3 separate regions of the Homo sapiens genome follow, and regions 2 and 3 are each linked to region 1. Evidence: chromatin contacts called from ENCODE Hi-C or POLR2A ChIA-PET data. All regions are on one chromosome and are shown on one strand. The core of a region is the stretch at or near the end of the contact, and the rest is flanking DNA. Distances in the headings are between cores, read along the strand shown.

Region 1 (3,271 bases), core at 196-2,695:
CTGTGGTGACAGCTTCTCAGTTCTGAGCTTGTCTTGCCACAAACTGTTGAGTCCACAGAGCAGACAGGGCCCTGAGCTTCAGCCTGGCAGTAAGAAGGTGAAGGAGGAAGTGATTACGGTTGTTCTCTGGATGCCCCCCAACTCTTCACCTTGGAAGAGGAAAGTCATGCTGACCCTGCCCCGCAACGACACGGGTGTCGCAGGGTCCTTCCCAGGAAAATCCCGTGTCCTTGCCCTGACCCAGTTCCCCAAGGCACCCTTATCCCAAGGAGGCTGGGAGAGGAGGGGCCTCCCTGGTTTCCTGGCAGGGGTCGGCTGAGGCTGACGTGGGCGTGCAGCCCCGGAGGTCCCACGAAGCCCAGGCCATTGGACAACTGTGGGTTTTTCTTGGAAAGAATCCTGACACTTGGAGCACACTTCCTCTCTTTTAACTTTTAAAAAAGACTTCAGAAAAGCACAGGCGTGCAGTTGTGCCCGGTTGGGGTGCGTGAGGGGGCAGGGCCGACCCTCCTGACTTCCACTGGCACCACCCCGCGCCCCTCCAGCTTCACCCGCACCACGCGGGCCGCGCAGCCCGGGACTCCGGAAAGACCTGGGCGCCCGACCCTCAGCGGCCCCGACCGGGAGCGACGTGGCGCGGCTTCCGCAGAGAAGCCACCCGGCCCAGCGCAGCCTGTCCGGGGTCGCCCCGCCGCGTTGGGGCACAAAGTGGGAACCGTTCCTCAAAGGTGGTCGCAGCTGGAGGAACAAACACGCGCGTCTCCGTCCGACGGCAGAAGCCGGGCGCACCCACCCAGGGTCGGTCTGTCCGGGGCCCGGGTTTCCTCGCCTCGGAGATCCCTGGAGGTCTCGGAAAGCACCTTCTGAGTCGGCGACGCCCCAGCTCCGCTGCGCCGAGGAAAGGGCAAGTCCCGATGTCCCCGCCCGTGGGCCCTCCCTCCGAGGGGACAACCCGAAGACCCAGAGTCGCTGCGGTCCCCAGACCCGACCTCCGCGCAGCGCCAAACCCCAGGGACAGCCGCGGACTCGGGTTCCGGGCAGGCCCCCAGCGCTAGGAGGGAGGCCGAGCTGGGCCCCGAGATCCCTCGCAAGAGTCCTCGGTGTGTGTCCTCGCTCCTCGCCCTCAGGTCCCCAGCCGCGCACCCCGGGCCCCCGGGTCCCCGGGACCCGGAGACCCCGAGACCCCGGGCCCCGCGCATGCGCCGCCCAGCCCCTGCCCCTCCCCCGTCCGCCGCCCTCCGGGTCCCGGGACCTGGGAAGCCCGGACCGCGGACCCCCGCGCGCGTTCCCGCCCGCCCGCCCGCCCGCCCCCGGGCACCTGGGCCGCGGTCCGCCGCCTGCCGGTCCGTGGGGCGAACGCCGAAGGAGGCGGCGCCGGGCAGGGCGCTAGCGGCCGCCTCCGCCCCCGCCGCCCGCTGCCCCCGCCGCGGGGCCGCCGCGTCCACGGCCCATGCCCGGCGCCGCCTCCGCGCGTCCGTGCCAGCCGCGCCCCCGCGACACGCACCGCCCCTCGGCCCGCCCCCTGCCCCGGTCCGCGCGAGCCAGTGTCCCGAGGCCCGACCCGGAAGCCCCGCCCGCCCCGCGCGCCCTCCGGGCCCCGGGCCTCGGCCCCGGGACACACCCCCCGGAGGGCGGCGCCCGATTGGCTGCTCGCGGTGGGCGGGGCCCCGGGAGCGCTCAGCGGCTCCCACCTAGCGCCCCGCGGCCGCTGCAGCCAAGGGAAACTGAGGCCGGAGAGGTGGAGGGACCGTCCAAGGTCACCGATGGGACACCGCTGAGCGTCAGCGCCCCTCCAGCCCGGCGCACCGGGGCGGGGCTGAATTCGAGGCGGGGACGCGCGGCCGCGGGGCGGGTGGAGGTTCCCGCCGGGCGCCCGTGCCACGCTGGCGAGCCCCTCCTGCCTCCTCGATGAGCCCGGCTCTGCTACTCTGTGCGATGAGCCGGTCTAGACCCGGGACCCGGGACCGGGTGCCCTTGAGGCTCAGAAGTGCGTAGGGTGGGAGGCGGCCCGGGAGGGACCTTGTCCCTGGAACCCCAGGATGCAAAATAAGGAGAAGGGGAAGGCGAGCTGGGAGGACAAGGAAACAGGTGGCGGGAGGTGCCAGGGCGGTGTGGTGGGCGGGGGAACGAGGAGGGTGAAGGGCAACGCGGACGGGCTCGGGGAGGCGCCGCCAGCTCCGACCCCACAACCCCACCCCTCTCCAGCGGCCCAAGAGCCATGCCCGCCCCTACTTCATGCGCTGGGGGGTGAGGGGCTGACTTTGTGCCTACGCAAGGCGCTGGGACTCTGCCAGAGCAAGGAGAGGTCGCGGCCCGGTGGCCAATGGCGAGGAGTAGGAGAGCGCCCTGCAAAGCCGCTTTGTTCGGGCCGTGACGCTCGAGCTGCCGGAGCGGAATGCACAAAGCCCCTGGGTGCCGGCACATCAGGGCTCCCCTCCTCGGGAACGCAATGTGTGCTATGCCCGCTCCACTGCCTGCCCTCCGCTGCCAGCTGTGCCTGCCACTGTGCTATTTGTGGCAGCGGGCGCCCAGGAGGACCCACTCCGGAAAGCAAACCCAGATCTCATTAGGCAGGGGAACTGGAGATCAGGCGGGAACTGGCCCTTTCACAAACTTCTCTTAAACTCACCCTTGTTGATTAGCCAGGCACCTATGGTGAACTTTGCCCCACCCTCCAGACACCCACATATCCTTCCCACTGGCACACGGCAACCTCACCTTCTCTTGCACATGTTAGCCAGCAATAGCTATCATTTATGTTGTTTCAGAGTTTATAGGGTGACCTGTACACGTAATATCCTGCATATCTCGTGGGGTGTGCAGGCAGCCACATCCAAGCTTGTCATCCTGTTGTGTTTGGTGAGGGAAGCTGACCCTGGGCTGCCCACGCAGAGCTCAGGGGCTACATCCTCATGAGGACCTCCGGGCTCAAAGACATTACCTGGCATACCCATATCCCAGACTCTCAAGGACCAGGGTCCACACAGGTGTGTGACCCAGATGCACCACCCAGGTCAACCAGGTGTTGAAAGACCTAGTGAACATTCTCATGAACAAGGACAAAGGCTATGTGGGGGTGTGCAGAGTGGTCACGTACACTCAGCAGACATAGGAAAGTGATATTCTTGGGTTTTTTGGGGCTCCCAAGGTTTTAGGGAGAGAAAACTTGTTTTTCATCCATGTGTCCCAGAAATAAGCATTTTCAATCAAATGCTGTCAGCCAGTCTCCCGCAGGCGTCCTGAGGGTAGAAGCAAGTTCAGGACTCTTCTC
Region 2 (3,271 bases), core at 485-2,984, 110 kb after region 1:
CATAAGGTAAAATAAGGTAAAAATCTATGATTTTTATATTTCTTTTTTTCTTTCTTTCTTTTTCCTTTTTTTTTTTTTTTTTTTTTTTGAGACACAGTCTTGCTCTGTCACCAGGGTGGAGTGCAGTGGCGCAGTGGTGCGATCTTGGCTCACTGCAACCTCCGCCTCCCGAGTTCAAGCGATTCTCCTGCCTCAGCCTCCTGAGTAGCTGGGACTACAGGTGCGCACCATCATGCCCAGCTAATTTTTGTATTTTTAGTAGAGACGGGATTTCACCATGTTGGCCAGGGTGGTGGTCTCGATCTCCTGAACTTGTGATCCGCCCACCTCGGCCTCCCAAAGTGCTGGGATTACAGGCGTGAGCCAACGTGCCCAGCTGATTTTTATATTTCTTTTACTAAATTCTGTTTACAGAAATAATTCCAGATTCTATGTAAGATACAAATATTTTAACTGAAGATCATTGTATTTAGGGAAAATGTTCACCTTTAAGAGACAGGGGCTGGGCGTTGTGGCTCACGCCTGTAATCCCAGCACTTTGGGAGGCCGAGGCTGGTGGATCGCACGAGCCCAGGAATTCCAGACCAGCCTGGGCAACACGGCGAAACCCTGTCTATGCAAAATATACAAAAATTAGCCAAGCATGGGGGTGTGCACCTGTAACTCCCAGCTACTCCAGAGGCTGAGGTGGGAAGACTGCTCAAGCCCGGGAGGTCAAAGCTGCAGTGAGAGACCTTGTCTTAAATACAAACAGGCAGGAAGTCGTTATAAGCATAATACAATCCTGGATGTTGGAATCATCCCTGTCCAGCCTTGGCTCTGCCACGTGGGTGCTGAATGCTGCCTCAGGGACCCTGGTGCCCAGCTCCCACCTGCAGGGTGTTCTGAGGAGCCAGCACGCTGGGAGGGCCTAGCAGGAGATGTGGCATGAACCAGGTATTCGATAAATAAAAAGTGCCTTTGATTGTCACGTTTATCATTTGACATGTAGGCACAGGTGCAGTTTGATTATTTTTAATGTAAGTCTATTTTATCTCTTCCCGTTATAAAAGCAATACACACTGTGATAGACGGTTTGGAGAATTCAGGAAAGAAAAAGAAAAAGAAAAAAAATTCCTCCTAGGCCCTCTGCTCCAGAGCCTCCAGCCGTCACATGACAGTGTATTTCTTTACAATTACAGAAATAGATACGTGACTGTTACATTTTGAAACTTTTTCTTTTACCTTGACTTATTTTTAAATAGAAACACTAGTGAGGCCCCACAGAACTGAGCAGAACTAATGGCCCCCCATGTGGTGGAATAGTTCTGAGCTGGCCCCACTTTGGATGCAGCCTTCCCCGGCAAGTCTAAACCCAGTCTCTGTGGCTGCCTGTTCACAGGGACCGTGGACTGTGATGTTTACAGTACGAAAGCACTGGGAGAGAACGCTACATCACAAAGTGTCCTTAACCTGCTGCCGCCTCAGCTTTCCCATTTGTGACTTGGTTAAAAAAAATTTTTTTGACAGTTTTAAGCTCTTATTTTAATTTCCACAGGCTGTTGTAGAATCTGCTCAGCCAGGGAGGGGAAAGGAGTCGGCAATCAGGTCTCCTCCTGGGCACCTTTGTGAGGCCAGCTGGCGAGAGTGGGGGGTGACACTGAGGTCCCAGCAGCTCCAAATGCAGGCAGAGCCCTGTCCTCAGAGAAGGTCACAGCCTAGCCAAGCCCAGCCAGGTGGATGGGCCCACGGAACGCACAGGAACCTGGAACGGAGGTTGAAAGCAGGAAGCACAGTCTGTGACTCCCCAGCCCACTCTGCATTCGACCACTTGGGGCCCAGAAGCTTCAGGAAAGGTGCACAAGGTCACTGGGTCCCAGTACTCCCAACAGGAAGGTCTGGTCCAGGGACAGGGCTCTTCCCGACTCCCCTTAGCCACACGCACCAGAAGTTCTGCAGTGCCCAGTGGGCATAGCAGTCCCCAAGAATGACCCAGCACTGAAGCTGAGCCAAAGAACTTGGGGAGCGAGCCACACCCCCTCACTCCCTCTTCGCCTGCTCCAGACTTGCCAGGCGGTTGCTTTTCGTGGGAACCGGGATGTCCTCACCACCCTGTCCAGGGCCCAGCCCCATGTCCCTGGCCTGCTACAGCTGGAAAAAAAAAAGAGAGATGTTTGTTTTTATTTGTTTATAAAAAGAAAAGTGTTATATATATAACATATTATACCTCATGAATACATACAATTATTTGTCAATTAACAATAAAGAAAAATACAGCAAGCAAAAAAGACTCTCTTCCACAAAAATAGTGTTCATTACAGAAAAGTACAAAAAAAAAAAAAAAAAACTAAGAGGATATTTAGAATTAAGAAAAAACTAAGAGGGTATTTAGAATTAAAAAATAAAAAGAAAACAATTACCCATGAGGTAATTACTGAATGCATTTGGTTGAAAGTCCTTCTGCTATATTTTCCAAACTGTATGTGTATATATGTGCGCATGCATATATGTGTTTGTGTGTGTGTACACATATCTATATGAATGGACCATATCGTAAGTTATAAATGCATACATATATTCATGTATATATAATCATTAGATCATACTATAGGTTATTTTACAGTCTTTTTGTTGAATACGTTGTGAGCATTTTATGTCATTATTTTCTACAAGATTTGAAAAATAAAGTATAAATACCAGTTAATTTTTGAAATCAACCTTATTAAGGAATAAGTTCCATGCAGCAAAATCCCTTTCACCTCTACTGTTCGATGAGTTTTGACAATGTATGCAACCGTGACATGTATCACCACGATCAAGAAAGAAAACATCACCACAAAATGTTCCCTAGAGCCCCTTGCAGGCAGTCTCTGACTTCCTGGCAGCCAGCAATCTGAATCCAACCACCGTAGATCAGTTTCAATTTATTAAAAAAAAATTTTAACTCATGGAGTATGAACTCTTGCTCGGGATCCTGCTATCTATGTTGTTGAGTTTATCAATAGCCCATTCCTTTTTACTGCTACGTGATATTTTATCATATGCCTATTGACATTTGTTTACCCACTCACATACTGATGGACAATTGAATTGTTTGTGTTGTCTGTTTGTTTGTTTTTTGAGACAGGGTCTCACTGTCACCCAGGCTGGAGTGCAGTGGTGCAATCTCGGCTCACTGCAACCTCTGCCTCCCAGGCTCAAGTGATCCACCTCGGCCTCCCAAAGTGCTGAAATTACAGGCGTGAGCCACTGTGCCTGGCCTGTTTCTGATTTTTTAAAATGTTTGCTATTG
Region 3 (3,271 bases), core at 546-3,045, 80 kb after region 1:
TGCCGAGTGGAGTTCTTGCAAGCTGGTGCGGCTTCAGGTTCAAGAGCAACCTCCTCGGTGCGTTCCCTGGTCTGTGGAAGGCCTGCCCTACGGAAGGGTCCCTCTTAGAGATCCCTTCATTAATATTTAAATACTCACTAAGCAGCGAAAGTGAGAAATGCACTTACCGTCCTCAGGAGTCGCCGTGAACCCGATCGTGACCTGGGGCGCACAGGTCGACAGCCCTGCCCTTGCGGGAGGACCGTGCCTGGCCGCCGCCGGCGCCGCGCTCGCGTGCCCAGAGCTGCACAGGCCCTCAGCTAGCGGTCTGAGTCCTGGGTTCCAAACGCTCACCCTCTTCCCGCGTCGAAGCGGCGGACGGCAGAGCGGTGCCAGTTCCCGCAACTCTTCGCAGGGTGGGACGGCTCTGGACTGCCGCGGGCGAAGCGCACGGCCCAGGCCCCACTTCCCCGGCCCCGCGCCGCGTCTCTCCTTGCCTTCGGGCTCCGGCTTCCCTGCGCTTAGCGACCCGACTGCGCCACAGAGTGGCCCGCAGGACCCGGTCACGGCGTCCGCGCGCCGCAAGGGACCTTTGTCCCAGACGAAAACGAAAGCGCGCCGGCCCCGGGACGCCCACGCCCTGCCGCGGAGAGCCCGGCCGGCGCGCCCCGCGACTTTCTCCAAGTTCACGTGCATTCCGGGGCGGGCGTCGCGAGCCAGGACTTGCAGGGCCGGGCCGTCGGGCGGGCGGTGGGTTGCAGGCGGGCTTGGGGACAGCCCGGCGGGGCGGGCCGGGGCACAATGGGCGCCGCCGGACGGGCGGGCGCGGGGACAGCGTGGGCCCGGCCGCCGCGCGGCCGCTCGTCTGGCGCTGCCCGGGCGCCGAATGCGGCGGCGGCTTGGCACAGACGCGCCGCGCGCCCGGTGCATGCTAATGGCCGGCGGCCGCGCCATGAATTATTCAGCAGCGGCGCGGAGAGGGCGAGCGCGGCGCGGAGGGCGACCCGGGCCGCGCGTCCCCCGCCGCTGCGAAGCCGCTGCGGCGACTTCCCAAACTTTCCCGGGTCGGCACCGAGGATGCGGCCCCCGCGGCGCCGCCGTCCCCGCCCGAGCGCGCCGGCCGCGCTTCCCCCGTTGCCGCCTATTTTATGTCTTTTGTCTCGGAGTTGGCACCTGTCCCAGAGAGCGCGTTTCCCTGCCCACCCCTTCGCCGCCGGATCGGAGCGGGGGAGGGAGTACGGGGAACCCAGGGAGGAGGGGACGGGGAAAGCAAGGCGCCTGCGGGCCCCGCAGCCCGCGGAGACCGCCCGAGAGCGGCGGCGGTGCCCGCGCGCCCGGGCACCCCTGTTCTGCGGGGAGGTCGCGGATGCAACCGCGCCCGGAATACCAACGAGGCCCCCCGCGGCCCCCGCCGTGCCCGCTGCGGGTGAAGACCGGGCGCCGCCCCTCCTGGGTTCCCCCTTCCACCGCCCCCCACCCCGGGACGGCGCGCGCGGGCGGGGCGGGCGGTGCGAGCAGCGGATTCGCCGCCCGGGCCCCGCGCCTCGCCCCGCAGCCCCGCGTGCGCGTCCCCGCGGGCACGCCGCCCCGGGCGCTCCCCTCCAGCGCGCCCCCGCCCCGCGGCCCCTCCCGCCGCCCGCCCCGGGCAAGGGCACCGCGTCGCGGAGACCCAGCGGCCTTCCGTTTCGCGCCCCGGGGCCCGCGCGGCCGAGGCGGGCGGGCGGGCGCGAGCTCCCGGCCCGGCCCGCCCCCGCCGCCCTGGCACCGAGGCGGCTGCTGGGGCGCGCTCGGCGGCTGCGCTCCAAGGCGCCGGCTGCCATGATTGCGGGCAGCGGGACGCGCGCGCACGCTCGGGCCCGGCTCTGGGACCCCTGGCTGACCGACGGTCCCTGCAGTCCCCGCAACCTGGTGCCCGCAGCCCCGAGCGCGCCGCGGACAGCGGTCAGGCTCTCCAGGCTCGTCCCCGCGGGGAACAGTGTGCGCTGCGGAGCTCTCGACGCGGCCCCGGGACAGCGCTCGGGGCCGACGGTGGCAGCGGGCTTCCCCCAGGGCGGAGCGCGCGCACGGGCAACCCCGCGGCGGCTTCCAGGACACCGCCGGCCCCGCGGAGCAAGGGGTGCCCAGAGGGGTGGGAGTCCGGACTCGGCACACGGGAGCCGGCCGGCGGAGGCAGGGGTCAGCGCACAGTGCCGGGAGATGTAAGAGGGGCGCGCAAGGTGCCTGGAGGAGTTGGGTTGGGGGGTGGTTCACGGTGCCCGGGGAGGCGTGGGATGGGCAGGGGCGCGGTGCCTGGAGCCGCTGCCCAGCTCCGAGCGCGCTCTCTTCCTTCCCGGTGGCAACAACTTCCTGCTTCCCCGACTCAGGGCACAGGAGCTTCGGGGAGAAGTTCAAGGCCACAGCTTTGCTCTCTCGGAGCCCGATGGCGACACTGCTGGCCCCGGGCCACACGGTTCCCTCCCAGGCCCTCCCGGTGGTTGAGACCGGCCGGCCTCTAGGGTCCGGACACGGGTTAGAATGCCAAGGAGGCCGCGGCGTCTTTTCCCGCCCGCTCCACAGAGGCGCCTGAGTGGTTCCCAAACCGCAGAGGGGCCGGCCTGGGCCTCCGGCTCTCGGGGACGCACGCGGACACAGAGTCACTATTCGCAGACCCCGTCCCCCTGCCCGAGCATGCCCTGGCCCAGAGCCGCATGGAGCTGATGTCCCCAGACGCCTGCGACGGCCCTTTGGCGGCCAGGGCCCGAGAGAAACAAGGCCTCCCGGGTCCCAACCCAATGTCTGTCTGTGCCTGTCTCCCCCCAACCCCCCGCCGCCGGCCTTGGCATTCTAACCAGTGTCCCTTGACGTCACATCTCGCCATTTCTGCCAACCAATTGAAACTTGCCCGTTGTCATAAAAATATATATACTTTTTATGCCATTGGTAAATTCAAAAGTTCCTCGTGTGCCCTGCTTCCCAGGAAACTTCATTTCACATTGGATTAGACTGCCCAGGAGGGCAACGCTGGGCTGGGGCAGCCGGGCAACTCTGCCAGGGCCTCGCTGCCCACTGAGCTGCCTTCCACAGCTCGCTAGACCCCCATGATTGTGGCTGTGAATTGTGCCAGCCACCCTGATAAACACACCACTGCCTCCACCCCATGACACACGGAATTTGGGGGGAGGGAAGGAAGAACTCAGGGTATGTTAAGAAACCTTCCCAATTGCTTTCCTGGGAGTTGGGGCGGTGGGGACTGGAATCTTACTACAGCATCTTCTTTTTAGAAGCTGAAAGAACTTTAGGGATAGCTTTATTA

The links. A loop is a pair of places that touch in the nucleus more often than their neighbours do. ChIA-PET counts read pairs that join two places held with the same protein, here RNA polymerase II (POLR2A). Pooled maps may share reads with other maps.
Region 2: a loop to region 1 is called in a map of CD4-positive, alpha-beta memory T cell, with 1.8 times the contacts of the local background. The contact joins the enhancer-like site here to the promoter of PPARA in region 1. A Hi-C loop is called at or near these places in 4 of 168 maps with a recorded cell type or tissue (CD4-positive, alpha-beta T cell, CD4-positive, alpha-beta memory T cell, CD8-positive, alpha-beta T cell and 1 more), 8 of 37 single-sample maps with no recorded cell type and 14 of 50 pooled maps. POLR2A ChIA-PET finds 5 or more read pairs at or near these places in 7 of 52 experiments (BJ, CD4-positive, alpha-beta T cell, CD4-positive, alpha-beta memory T cell and 4 more).
Region 3: a map of CD4-positive, alpha-beta T cell shows a loop between it and region 1 (3-fold over the local background). The contact joins the promoter of LINC02939 here to the promoter of PPARA in region 1. A Hi-C loop is called at or near these places in 3 of 168 maps with a recorded cell type or tissue (CD4-positive, alpha-beta T cell, ascending aorta and endothelial cell of hepatic sinusoid), 3 of 37 single-sample maps with no recorded cell type and 12 of 50 pooled maps. POLR2A ChIA-PET finds 5 or more read pairs at or near these places in 6 of 52 experiments (BJ, CD4-positive, alpha-beta T cell, MCF 10A and 3 more).

What each region holds. Positions count from the first base shown.
Region 1 is chr22:46,148,700-46,151,970 of GRCh38, reverse strand. PPARA (peroxisome proliferator activated receptor alpha) reads right to left here and starts at 1,445. Exons shown (of 9, transcript NM_005036.6): 1 at 1,319-1,445; 2 at 1-83. RefSeq lists an enhancer at 705-894 and silencers at 1,105-1,224, 1,375-1,984.
Region 2 is chr22:46,039,319-46,042,589 of GRCh38, reverse strand. It overlaps LINC00899 (long intergenic non-protein coding RNA 899), which reads left to right. Exons shown (of 4, transcript NR_027036.1): 3 at 1-16; 4 at 1,538-2,683. LOC124905136 (a long non-coding RNA gene) reads right to left here. Exons shown (of 2, transcript XR_007068137.1): 2 at 2,153-3,271. Among named protein-coding and RNA genes, the nearest start is that of LINC00899, 3.9 kb to the left of the region's middle. Within about 2 kb of position 1,734, at least 6 of the 41 ENCODE cell types and tissues checked have a DNase peak (open chromatin) inside an H3K27ac peak, as active enhancers do.
Region 3 is chr22:46,069,545-46,072,815 of GRCh38, reverse strand. It overlaps LINC02939 (long intergenic non-protein coding RNA 2939), which reads left to right and starts at 1,795. Exons shown (of 2, transcript NR_148973.1): 1 at 1,795-2,177. All of the region lies in intron 1 of LOC124905135 (collagen alpha-1(III) chain-like), which reads right to left. RefSeq lists enhancers at 1-325, 326-880 and silencers at 474-553, 724-813, 894-1,103, 1,234-1,313, 1,374-2,153.